2 separate regions of the Homo sapiens genome follow, and region 1 is linked to region 2. Evidence: chromatin contacts called from ENCODE Hi-C or POLR2A ChIA-PET data. All regions are on one chromosome and are shown on one strand. Each heading gives the region's core, a stretch centred on a gene start or an enhancer-like site at or near the end of the contact. The rest is flanking DNA. Distances are from core to core; before and after follow the strand shown.

Region 1 (6,059 bases), core at 1,886-4,385, 180 kb after region 2:
TTCTGCTCTGATCCTTATTCTTTTCTTTCTTCTAGTAATTTTGGGTTTGGTTTGCTATTGCTTTTTTTTTTCTTTAAGATGCACCATTAGATTGTTTATTTGAAGTTTTTCTTCTTTTTTGATGTTGGCACTTCTTATAAAGTTTTCTATTTGTACTGTTTTGGCTGTTTCCCATAGGTTTGGTATATTTTGTTTTCATTATTATTTGTTTCAAGAAATGTTTAAATTTTCTTCTTAATTTCTTCATTGACCCACTGCTCATTCAGGAGCATATTGTTTCATTTGCGTATGTTTGTATAGTTTCCAAAATTCCTTGTTATTGATTTCTAGTTTTATTTTATTGTTGTTGGAGAGGATTCTTAATTTCTTTTTTTTTAATTTTTAAGACTTGTTTTGTGGCATAACATATGGCCTATCCTTGACAATATTCCATGTGCTGAACAGAAGAATGTATATTTTGCAGCCATTGGATGAAATGCTCTGGAAACATCTGTTAGGTCCATTTGGTCTACAGCACAGATTAAATCTGATGTTTCTTTGTTGATTTTCTTTCAGGATGATCTATCCAATGTTGTAAGTTAGGTGTTGAGGTCTCCAGCTATTATCATATTGGGGTCTATCTATCTCTCTCTCTTTTTTTTTTGAGATGGAGTTTTGCTCTTTTTGCCCAGGCTGGAGTGCAATGGTGTGATCTCGGCTCACCGCAAACTCCGCCTCCCAGGTTCAAGCGATTCTCCTGCCTCAGACTCCCAAGTAGCTGGGATTACAGGCATGCACCACCACGCCTGGCTAATTTTGTATTTTTTAGTACAGACAGGGTTCCTACATGTTGGCCAGGCTGGTCTCGAACTCTTGACCTCAGGTGATCTGCCCGCCTCGGCTTCCCAAAGTGCTGGGATTACAGGCATGAGCCACCACGCCCAGCCTGGGTCTATCTGTCTCTTTAGCTCTAATAATATTTGCTTTATATATCTGGGTGCTCCAGTATTGGGTGCATGTATATTTACAACTGTTATACCCTCTTGCTGAGTTGACCCCTTTACTATTATATAATGACCTTCTTTGTCTCTTTTTATAGTTTTTGTCTTGAAATTTAATTTGTCTGATATAAGTATAGCTACTTCTGCTTTTTTTTTTTGGTTTCCATTTGCATGTCACAGAATATTATAACATTGTAATTGTGTGTAAACTACTTATATCTTTCTTGAGTAGAAAGACTAAAAGATGAACCAGTCTATGTGTGTCTTTAGGCAACAGACTGTTGGGTCTTTTTTTTTTCTCTCTCTCTCTCTTTTCCTTTTTGAGACAGGGTCTCACTTTGTCACTCAGGCTGGAGTGCAGTGGTGTGAACATGGCTCACTGCAGCCATGACCTCCTGTGCTCAAGAGATCCTCTCACCTCAGCTTCCCGAGTAGCTGGGACTACAAGCACTTGCCACCATGCCCAGCTAAGTTTTAGTTTTTTTTTTTTTTTTTTTTTTTTTTTTTGCAAAAACAGGGTTTTGTCATGTTACACAGGCTGGTCTTGAATTCCTGAGCTTAAGCAATCCATCCACCTTGGCCTCCCAAAGTGCTGGAATTATAGGCATGAGCCTCTGAGCCCAGCCTCTATGTCTTTTTATTGGAGAGTTTAGTCCATTTACATTCAATGTTACTGATAAGTAAGGACTTACTCCAGCCATTTCTTTCTAGTTGTTTTATAGTCTTCTCTTTCTTCTTTTCTTCCTTTCTGTCTTCCTTTTAGTGAAGGTGATTTTCTCTGGTTGTATGCTTTAATTTCTTGCTGTTAATTTTTTTTGTGTATGTTATATGTTTCTTGATTTAAGGTTATCATGAGACTTACACATAATGAGACAGCCAGGTGGGAGGGACAACTTGGAGAAACTCCAACCAGCCTGTCCGCTGGGGTGGAGCCTCTGGAGGTTCATGCCATTTTCAGCGAGAAGGAGGCTGACCCCTCCTCTTCCTGTGTGGAACCTGAGATTCAAACAGCAGGTGGGAAGCACTCTAACAGGGACTCTGTTTTAGCAAGAGTCCCTGTTTCCTCCTTTTCTTCCTTTTCACCCAATAAAACCCTGCTTTACTCACCCCTCAGTCTGTGAGCCTAAATTTTTGTGGCTGTGGGACAGACAAGGACCCCATCCTTAGCTGAACTAAGGAAAAGTCCTGCAATAATTTGGCACCCAGTGTGGGGCTCAAGAAGTGGTGAGTGAAATGGGAACTCAAAACCTGTCCTGTTGCTTCTAAGCCTTTTCATCCTCAGACTTTTGAGGGTGGGGGAAACCATGCCTCCACCCCTTATCACTCCCAGGTCTTTTCATGGCCTTTTCCCTCCTTTTTCGGGACTGACTGGTGAGCAGCAGCTACCCTCCACCCGCCAACTCGCTGCCAGGCTTGAACATATGGCCCAAGGCACTGGGGGTAGCTGGCTGGCGTTTTCTGCCATGAACCATTGGAGCCTTCCCCTTCCCTGGCCAAGAGATTCAGCAACATCAGAAAATAATTAAACTTTTCTCCCTGGTGGAGAAACCACTTCCATAAGAATAAGAGGTTTTTCCCCAGGCAGTTTTAAACTATTTTTTTTCTTTCCCCTTCTCTATCCCATCCACAAGTTAACTTTTAAAGTTTATTTTTTTTCTTTTAGAATATATTTTGCTAGGCCAGTCCATCCAACTATCACTGTTTATATTTTCTGCGAAGTTTTGGTTATGAAATCAAGCCTCCATCTTGTTTTACATTCTGACTCTTATAACTTTGGTGGCAAGGCTTTGTTTAGCAATCCTGTCTTAGGGAATAAGTTTCTTTCTGGTTTGATATCTGCATGTTTTCCTAGTGCTGACTCTTAAAGGGCCCCACCCAGTGCCTGGGTTTTCTTCTGCCTGTGTGTGTGTGTACTGTGTGTGATGTCTGTAAAAAGAGCTCTAATTAATTTGGCCTAAAGAAAGACAAGCACTTAGATCTAATATTGTTTAAAGGGAAGTTAAAAGCTGTGGTACCTTTCAGTTCACATGAGTTTAATCTTTTTTTTTTCCTTCTTTCTTTCTTTTTTGATGGAGTCTTGCTCTGTCATCCAGGCTGGAGTGCAGTCGCATGATCTCAGCTCACTGCAAGCTCCACCTTCATGCCATTCTCCTGCCTCAGCCTCCCAAGCAGCTGGGACTACGGGTGCCCACCAACACGCTTGGCTAATTTTTTGTATTTTTAGTTGAGACAGGGTTTCACAGTGTTAGCCGGGATGGTCTGGATCTCGTGATCTTCCCACCTCAGCCTCCCAAAGTGCTGGAATTACAGGCGTGAGCCAGACTTTAATCTTTAAGAAAAAGTTCACATGACTTTAAGAAATAAAAATAGCACTAAAGACTATTGGTAAAATGCAGGTCAGATGCAAGGTTTGCTAAGTGTTTGAGATTACAAATTGCCTTTTGGGTTTTGAGAACTATTTGACTTGCTAGCTTCACAACTGGTAAGGCCTGGGGACATGTGGAACTAACCATGTCCTTAACTAAGAAGACTAACCTTGGCTGTAGTTAGCACACAATTAAGGCAACTTACCAAGTTTTACCTTAAAGTTAAAAATTGCTAGGAGTTAATTGGAGCTACTGGAAATAGATTTACATTTAAGGTGTGTAAGAACAGTAAAATGTGTTTTTTAGTAAACGGTTATAAGAAGGCATGGAAATATAAACTTTTGCCTAGGGTTAAAGGATTGTTTTGAGTTAAATTAGGAAAAAGTTGAAGGTTCAGAGAAGTGGTGGAAGAACTGTGGAAATCTTGCAGAAGAGGTTCTTTGTGTGAACATATTGTCTAAATTCCAAAAAGGGCATTATCTGGTTTTTCTGTAAATTGAGCATTGAAATAAAAGCATAACAAGGCTTTCCTAAGGCACTAATCTGCTCTATGGCAAAATTTATAAAGGGTTATAAAAGGTTTATGCTTCTTTAAAATTTCTGAGTCATCATTTTGGCAAAATAAATAACTTATGGTAGTCTGGAATTCTATTTCATAATACCAAGTGTTTTAAACCTCGAACATTTAACAGCCTTCCCAAAATAAAACTTCAGTTACAAAATTGTCTTCCCTGGCACCTGGCTTTTTGAATACATCAGAAGGCCCTTGAAGTGTCCAGAAAAGAGACATAAAAAGGATTATTCAACATGTCTAGGTACATGGGATTGCCAAAATGATGCTCAATCTTCTTTAGGTTATATCTTGCTGAATAATGCTAATATATGTTCCAAAATTGTATGGGATTTCTAAAATTCTAATGTCTGAGTATATGCTATTGATCATAATTAAGGTTTTTATGTTAAGTTATTGTAAGCCATGGAGACAACCAAACTTCTTAGTCAATTTTTTTTCTCACTGTAACTATGCTGGATATTTTCCTATTCACAGACAATTTTTGTCTTGTTTTAATCCTTTTTTTCTTTATATATATATGTTTTTTATTATACTTCAAGTTCTAGGGTACATGTGCACAATGTGCAGGTTAGTTACATATGTATACATGTGCCATGTTGGTGTGCTGCACCCATTAACTCGTCATTTACATTAGGTATATCTCCTAATGCTATCCCTCCCTCCTCCCCCGACCCCACAACAGGCCCTGGTGTGTGATGTTCCCCTTCCTGTGTCCAAATGTTCTCATTGTTCAATTCCCACCTATGAGTAAAAACATGTGGTGTGTGGTTTTTGTCCTTGCAATAGTTTCCTGAGAATGATGGTTTCCAGCTTCATCCATGTCCCTACAAAGGACATGAACTCATCATTTTTTATGGCTGCATAGTATTCCATGGTGCATATGTGCCACATTTTCTTAATCCAGTCTATCATTGTTGGACATTTGGGTTGGTTCCAAGTCTTTGCTATTGTGAATAGTGCCGCAGTAAACATACGTGTGCGTGTATCTTCATAGCAGCATGATTTATAATCCTTTGGGTATATACCCAGTAATGGGATGGCTGGGTCAAATGATATTTCTACTTCAAGATCCCTGAGGAATCACCACACTGACTTCCACAATGGTTGAACAAGTTTACACTCCCACCAAGAGTGTAAAAGCATTCCTATTTCTCCACAGCCTCTACAGCACCTGTTGTTTCCTGACTTTTTAGTGATCACCATTCTAACTGGTGTAAGATGATATCTCATTGTGGTTTTGATTTGCATTTCTCTGATGGCCAGTGATGATGAGCATTTTTTCATGTGTCTGTTGGCTGCATAAATGTCTTCTTTTGAGAAGTGTCTGTTCATATCCTTCACCCACTTGTTGATGGGGTTCTTTGTTTTTTTCTTGTAAGTTTGTTTGAGTTCTTTGTAGATTCTGGATATTAGCCCTTTGTCAGATGAGTAGGTTGCAAAAATTTTCTCCCATTCTGTAGGTTGCCTGTTCGCTCTGATGGTAGTTTCTTTTGCTGTGCAGAAGCTCTTTAGTTTAGTTAGATCCCGTTTCTCAATTTTGGCTTTCGTTGCCATTGCTTTTGGTGTTTTTAGACATGAAGTCCTTGCCCATGCTTGTGTCCTGAATGATATTGCCTAGGTTGTCTTCTAGGGTTTTTATGGTTTTAGGTCTAACATTTAAGCCTTTAATCCATCTTGAATTAATTTTTGTATAAGGTGTAAGGAAGGGATCCAGTTTCAGCTTTCTACATACGGCTAGCCAGCTTTCCCAGCACCATTTGTTAAATAGGGAATCCTTTCCCCATTTCTTGTTTTTGTCAGGTTTGTCAAAGATCAGATGGTTGTAGTAGTGTGGTATTATTTCTGAGGGCTTTGTTCTGTTCCACTGGTCTATATCTGTGTTTTGGTGCCAGTACCATGCTGTTTTGGTTACTGTAGCCTTTTAGTATATAGTTTGAAGTCAGGTAGCGTGATGCCTCCAGCTTTATTCTTTTGGCTTAAGATTGACTTGGCAATGCGGGCTCTTTTTTGGTTCCATATGAACTTTAAAGTAGTTTTTTCAAACTCTGTGAAGAAAGTCATTGGTAGCTTGATGGGGATAGCATTGAATCTATAAATGACCTTGGGCAGTATGGCCATTTTCACGATATTGATTCTTCC
Region 2 (6,546 bases), core at 2,892-5,391:
ACGCCCAGCTAATTTTTGTATTTTTAGTAGAGACGAAGTTTCGCCATGTTGGCCAGGTTGGTCTCGAACTCCTGACCTCAGGTGATCTGCCCGTCTCAGCCTCCCAAAGTGCTGGGATTACAGGCATGAGCCACCATGCCTGGTCAAGAAACTTCTTAAGAAGTTCAAATATAAGAAGTAAAATAGGTCCACTGCTTATAAATAACTTCAATGGGAACTTCACTGAAATCACACACTAAAGGTGGCCATCCGTGCACAAACTATGATGGTGTGTTAAAAACTATAAAATGATTTTCAGAATATTTAGGGAAAATTAAAACAAAAATAGATATGGTCAATCTAGATATTTAGTAATTCAAAAATATATAAATCTTAATTTCTTGGTACTATAATTTTTAAAACTTTAGAATCCACAGCGTGGTCTTTTCTTATGGCACATTTTTAACATCTTTTGACTTGTATAAAAATACAACATTCTATTTGAGAACACAAATACTGTTTTCTCCATATAATTACAATGTGATTCAGTGGGAGTTTTGGTGACTGCTGGTGTTCACCATAAATTATTACTTTAGTGCATTCTGCAGTCTTGCAAAATGGGTTTCATGTTACTTTTTGCATATATAAAAAGCATGCAGCTACAGTGACCCATGTCCAAATATTCCAAAGCAGTCACCATCTGAGAAATTGCTTATGGTGTCTATAAAGTTAGCCACGATGTTTTTTAATCCCCCCGGCCATGAGCCTGAGTCTCACTCTGTGGCCCAGGCTGGAGTGCAGTGGCGCGATCTTACATCACTGCAGCCTCCACCTCCTTGCTTTAAGCGATTCTCCTGCCTCAGCCTCCCAAGTAGCTGGGATTACAGATGCACACCACCACACCTGGCTAATTTTTGTATTTTTAGTAGAGACAGGGTTTTGCCATGTTCGCCAGGCTGGTCTCGATCTTCTAACTGCAGGTAATCCGCTCGCCTCGGCCTCCCAACGTGCTGTGATTACAGGCATGCAGGCATGAGGCACTGTGCCTGGTCTGCAACATCCATTTCTTTTTGTTTGTTTGTTTTTGTGATGGAGTCTCACTCTGTTGCCCAGGCTAGAGTGCAGTGGTGCGATCTCAGCTCGCTGCAACCTCCGCCTCCCGGGTTCAAGCAATTCTCCCGCCTCAGCTCCCTGAGTACCTGGGACTAAAGGTGCCCACCACCACACCCAGCTAATTTTTGTACTTTTAGTAGAGATGGGGTTTCACCATATTATCCAGGCTGGTCTCGAACTCCTGACCTTGTGATCCACCCACCTCGGCCTCCCAAAGTGCTGGGATTACAGGAGTGAGCCACCACGCCCGGCACAACATCCATTTCTAATTCTCAGTATGTTTGGCTAGGGTTCTTAGTAAAGGGAAAGATAAATTAATTTTTAAAATCTTTAAAATTTGTTTTTTCTTTGAACTCCCGTTCCAACCTTGGCAAAGGAACTTTTAGCTCTTCTGAACTATCACCCTCACCCTATCTCTGCCATGTCATCTACAAATTCTTTTTTTTTTTAAGTTTACATTGAGTATTGCTCCTGAACTTGCACACCTGTGATGATACACTGATACTGAAAGGGCCTGGGTTATAGTCATCACAATACTGTTGAATTCCATCAACTCCAGCTGTTTTCACCTTGTGGGCTCTTATACCTGTTATTCAGTTGTTCTACTTTTTCTGGTCTATTGAATTTCTTGTGGATTCTTTGTAGAATGAATCTGAGTTTTGGAAGAAGTTGTCTGCTCAATTTCCCCATTCTGCATTAAGCAGCAGCTCCTTAATCAGCCTGAGTAAATGCCATACACTGGAGGGTCTTGTTTTTCTTTTCTTCTTTTTTTTCTTGAGGTGGAGTCTCACTCTGTGGCCCAGGCTGCAGTGCAGTGGTGTGATCTCGGATCACTGCAACCTCCACCTCCCAGGTTCAAGTGATTCTCCCACTTCAGCCTCCCAAGTAGTCTGGATTACAGGCATGCACCACCACGCCCGGCTAATTTTTTGTATGTTTAGTAGAAATGGGGTTTCACCATGTTGGCCAGGCTGGTCTCGAACTCCTGATCTCAGGTGATCCGCCCACCTTGGCCTCCCAAAGTGTTAGGATTACAGGTGTGAGCCACCACGCCCGGCATGGAGGGCCTTGTTTTTCTAGGACAGTTTAAGCTGTGCTCACATAAACTTGGTGTTTCTGAGGCTCCCCGTTCACTGGCCAGCCCTGCAGCTCCAGACCATTCACTACTTCATTTTAAACAGATGTCAGAAAAGCACTGACCTAGCCTGTCCTCCATATATAATAGTTTGTTGATGGTTGCTTAGTCTGGGTTATGTAGATAAGCAATTATTTTTCATAAGACTTTTCTACCAACAGGTGGCACTAACAATTTGTTTTACTAATGCCCCAGTAGTAATCCTTGTGTCACATTTGAATATATCATTTGCACTTTTTGGGTTGAAACATAGCTGATTTTTATAGATGTTTAAGGCCAGAGAGAGAGAGAGAGAGAGAAATCCAGCATTTCTGATCAAGTCTTTAGCATATAGTCTTTCTCCTACACTACTGGCTCATAGCCAGTAATCTGCTTCTTCCTTCATTCCTAGTCTACACCTTGATTGGCCTTTCAAGAAAGTCAGATGAATAGAATTCATGAGAAAAACATAGGGGTAAATATAAAATGTTTTTCTTGAGGTTCCTTACTGTAGGGGAAAGGATGACATTCATATTGATTGCCTGTGCTGGAGGAATTCAATTTTTAAAATATTTACTAAATACTTATTGCAGAACTACTACATGCAGAGTACTGTTCTATATATTCCCTGTTGAAGAATATACAGAACTCTGAGAATTAGACCCTACTGTCAGAGCTTATGCTCTAATTGAGATAAGACAGGCATACAAAGTAAATGTGAAATCGGTAATAATTTTCTATGTCCAGTACATGTATAGGATATTAATGTCAGATAAGATTGTAGAGTAAAATGCTATGATAATTTGGAGGAGGTAGAGGATTATTTCTTTAATCAATCTATCAAATATTTTTTATGTCAGTGTTCTTGGAATAGAGAATACAATTGTGAACAAGGTTGACAAAATTCTTGCCTTCAGGGAAGGCCTCTCTGAGGAAGTGACAGAGCTGGATTGGTGGCTTTAGGGAAGGCTTTGCAGAGAGTTGTAGCCAGTTGAAGAATGGGCAGGATTTGGCTGAGAAGCATTTGACCTTGATGATCTCACTACACATCACATCTGCCCTGTGTGATGGGTACTGTTACTATCCCCATTTTACACATCTCTCAGGCACATAGGCACAGGGAGATGAAGTTACTTGTGATGTGAGTGGTTTCCTGAAGCACGGCATATTCATTTTCTTGTCCTCAAAATGAAAAAACCTCAAATAGGCTAGGACTTGTTTTTCAGAAGCCAGGAAAACAGAAGAGCAGTCTTTGCCTTTCTTCTTGGAAGAGAGCGGAGATAGCTGCAGCTGACTCAGTGCGGGTGACGAGGAACGGGGTGACTCAGGTCTTGTAAGACAGGCTTTCTTTCTTCTTTTCTTTCTTTTTTTTTTTATTTTTTATTTTAGCTAAACCCCCCAGTTCTATCAATCAGACAAGACTTCTGCTAGAAAGAAAATCAGCATTTGCTCCCACAACTCTCCGTCCTTGGAGAGCACAGTGTGCTCAGAAGAGCAGCACTGCTTGCAAAGGGAGCCCGTAGCTCTGGGAGGCAGGCTGACTCCACACCCAAGTCTTCATCTGTCACTGTTGGCCATTTGGCATGTAGCACTCAGACCTCAGTTTCTTTGTGTGCAAAATGGGGGTGATGGCATGGAGAACATACACATTTTTTAAAATTCTTACCGATTTTCTGTGGGTAACATTAAAAAAAGTTATTTTATTTTTAAATTTTCATTTGTTTAAAGTTTAAATTTTTGTATCTTTTTTTAGTATTTAATTTTTGCCTTCAGCTTCGCAGACATACACATTTTGAATGGGACTGATACATCTATTACTCATTTCCCTTCCCTTCCTGCACAGGGTACTGGGAACATGAAATAACAGTCTACGATTGAGTCAGCATTGCTCACCGGAATGTTAGTCATGGCATATGCCCTGAAAGTGGTGCCTTCCAGGACCGTTGAGATGAGGATGGCCAGCCCCTAACAGCCATCTGCATCCGGGGCCTGGGAGAGCCGAACCTGAGACTGCCAGGAATGGTGTCACATTAAAAGTGCCTCATTCTTTTGGGGCTGATCAGGCCCTTGACTCGATATTTGGTAATACTAAGAAATTATAGAGTGATGATTTGTTTTCACCTCATAGGTGTGTCTTCCTTAAACCTTGTTAAGATGTTGACACATTACCCATTTAAAGGGGGAAAGAAAAGGGAAAAAAAAAGGAAAAAACTGAAGTTCATTGTTCTAGGTGTGACAATTGTGTTTGTAGTTATTTATTTATTTTTTGAGACGGGATCTCACTCTGTCACCCAGGTTGGAGTGCAGTGGCACCATCTCGGCTTACTGCAGTCTCCGCCTCACAGACTCCAGTGATCCTTCCATGTCAGCCTGCCCAGTAGCTGGTACTACAGATGCATGCTATCACACCAGGCTAATTTTTTGTACTTTTAGTGGAGACACTGTTCCGCCATGCTGCCCAGGCTGATCTTGAACTTCTGAGCTCGAATGCTCTGCCCACATCGGCCCCCCAAAGTGCTAGGATTACAGGCATGAGCCATTGCACCCGGCCTGTAGTTATATTTTTAAAAACAATACTTATCTTTGAAGGCTGCATATTGACATTTGAACTGATGATAGGATGTTTGAAGTTTGCTTCAAAATATATAGTTCAGCATGAAAGTGGTTAGTGAGAAATATAATAGGAAACAAGATTGACCGTAAACCAAATTGTTACAGCTGGCTGACACACACGTCGTAGTTCCTTTTGTTCTTCACTGTATTTTGGTATAGTTTTGAAATTTTTCATAATAACAAAAGGCTATTTTCAATGCGTGGTCCTGAGCAAGGATATAGAAAGCTCCATCTTTGGGTAGGAGTGGTTGAGCTGTAGTGCACAAACTGGATGCTGTTGCTTTGATTGTTTTGATTGTTCAAGACCTTTTGACTCCAGCAGAGCTCCTTGATGAGCTTCTCTCAGCGTCTGGACAGTGACCATGTGTCACGTGCTGGTGAACCCCTGGCCAGGGCCCAATAAATATTGAATGAGTAAATGAAAGCCAGAAGACCTAACCGTGATCCCTTTCTTCTTGTCTTTGCAAGCGGAGCCCAGGGAGAATATGCTGGACTGGCCACTATCCGAGCCTACTTAAACCAGAAAGGAGAGGGGCACAGAACGGTGAGTATGGCAGGAGGTGGCGCTTGCTCACCATGGGGCACAGAGGTCCTGGCTCTCAGGGTCCCTTCTGTGGGACACTCCCTCCAAGCCTTCTTGGAAGCAGATGAGGGAACATATAGTCAAGAAACAAATTTCTGTGAACTAGCCATTATGATCCTTGCTTCCAAGACATCCCACTTGACCATTTTGAGGAAAAACATTCAGAGATAAAAGACTTGCTCAAACCCAGAATGCAAACGTCAGCCAGTTGGCTGTGGAACTGCTCTCTAGGGAGCAGAGGGAGGAAGAGGGCAGGAATGTTGCCATTGCAAGCATCCTCTCCTTGGCTCAGCCCCGGCCCTGGGCCTGGATGAAGGGCAGAGACCATGCTTTAATTCTTCAGTAACCCCTGTTGTGCTGAAGCCCGGTTCTGGTCATAGTATGCTCAAACAATATTTGTTGAATAAATAAATTCTCCATTAGATGATTCTCAACTTCAAGCACCAAAAAAGGCATAAAGCAGAGTTCACGGTCCTGCTTCAATGTTTGCTTTGGATATGAGAACCTGGTCTCCAGGATCCCAATCGCCTCTTGGGGACCACTGTGGGGACCAGCAGGTACTAATGGACACCACTCGCTCCCCCCAGGGGCAGTGCCTGTAGCAGTGGCCTAACTCAGGCCTCAGCTTGTGCCAGAGGAGGCCTGTGTTCCTGGTTCCTTCATTTTGATGGCCAGTGCTATGCTAGAGTTTGTACTGAGCTGTGGGGCGGAAGTCCTTAATAGGAGCATCGCCTAGGAGCCGAGAGCAGGGCAAAAGCATCTGCTGATACTAGAGAGTTGCAGACAAAGGGGATAGGGTGGTGCTGGCTGGCTAAGTAAGTAGGGTGGAGTGGTAGTGGCCCGATCTTAGTCCATTTCTGGTTTTATTACCACTGGAAGGTTACTTATGGCTAGTTGCCTGGAATTTGCAATAAAGAATGCTGAAAGTGTTTCACTTCCCTTTCATAACAGGGGAAACGAAGGAACATTTTTTTCCCTCCTTCCCTTGCATAGTTCATCCTGATTCCACAGGTGTGTCTTTCCAGGCTTTCATCTTGGTTGGGGAATAGAATTTTTTTTTTTTTTTTGAGATGGAGTCTCGCCCTGTTCCCCAGGCTGGAGTGCAATGGCCCAATCTCGGCTCATTGCAACCTCTGCCTCCTGG

The links. Hi-C counts contacts between places; a loop is a spot of excess contacts on that map. ChIA-PET counts read pairs that join two places held with the same protein, here RNA polymerase II (POLR2A). Pooled maps may share reads with other maps.
Region 1: a loop to region 2 is called in a map of ascending aorta, with 3 times the contacts of the local background. The contact joins two enhancer-like sites. A Hi-C loop is called at or near these places in 1 of 168 maps with a recorded cell type or tissue (ascending aorta) and 3 of 50 pooled maps. POLR2A ChIA-PET finds 5 or more read pairs at or near these places in 3 of 52 experiments (AG04449, BJ and activated naive CD4-positive, alpha-beta T cell).

Annotation. Positions count from the first base shown.
Region 1 is chr9:6,380,812-6,386,870 of GRCh38, reverse strand. No RefSeq gene overlaps it. Among named protein-coding and RNA genes, the nearest start is that of UHRF2, 29 kb to the left of the region's middle. Within about 2 kb of position 3,135, at least 3 of the 41 ENCODE cell types and tissues checked have a DNase peak (open chromatin) inside an H3K27ac peak, as active enhancers do; they include ascending aorta, where a contact is called at or near this core.
Region 2 is chr9:6,564,171-6,570,716 of GRCh38, reverse strand. GLDC (glycine decarboxylase) reads left to right here. Exons shown (of 25, transcript NM_000170.3): 16 at 5,288-5,363. Among named protein-coding and RNA genes, the nearest start is that of GLDC, 78 kb to the left of the region's middle. RefSeq lists an enhancer at 3,320-4,519. Within about 2 kb of position 4,141, at least 11 of the 41 ENCODE cell types and tissues checked have a DNase peak (open chromatin) inside an H3K27ac peak, as active enhancers do; they include ascending aorta, where a contact is called at or near this core.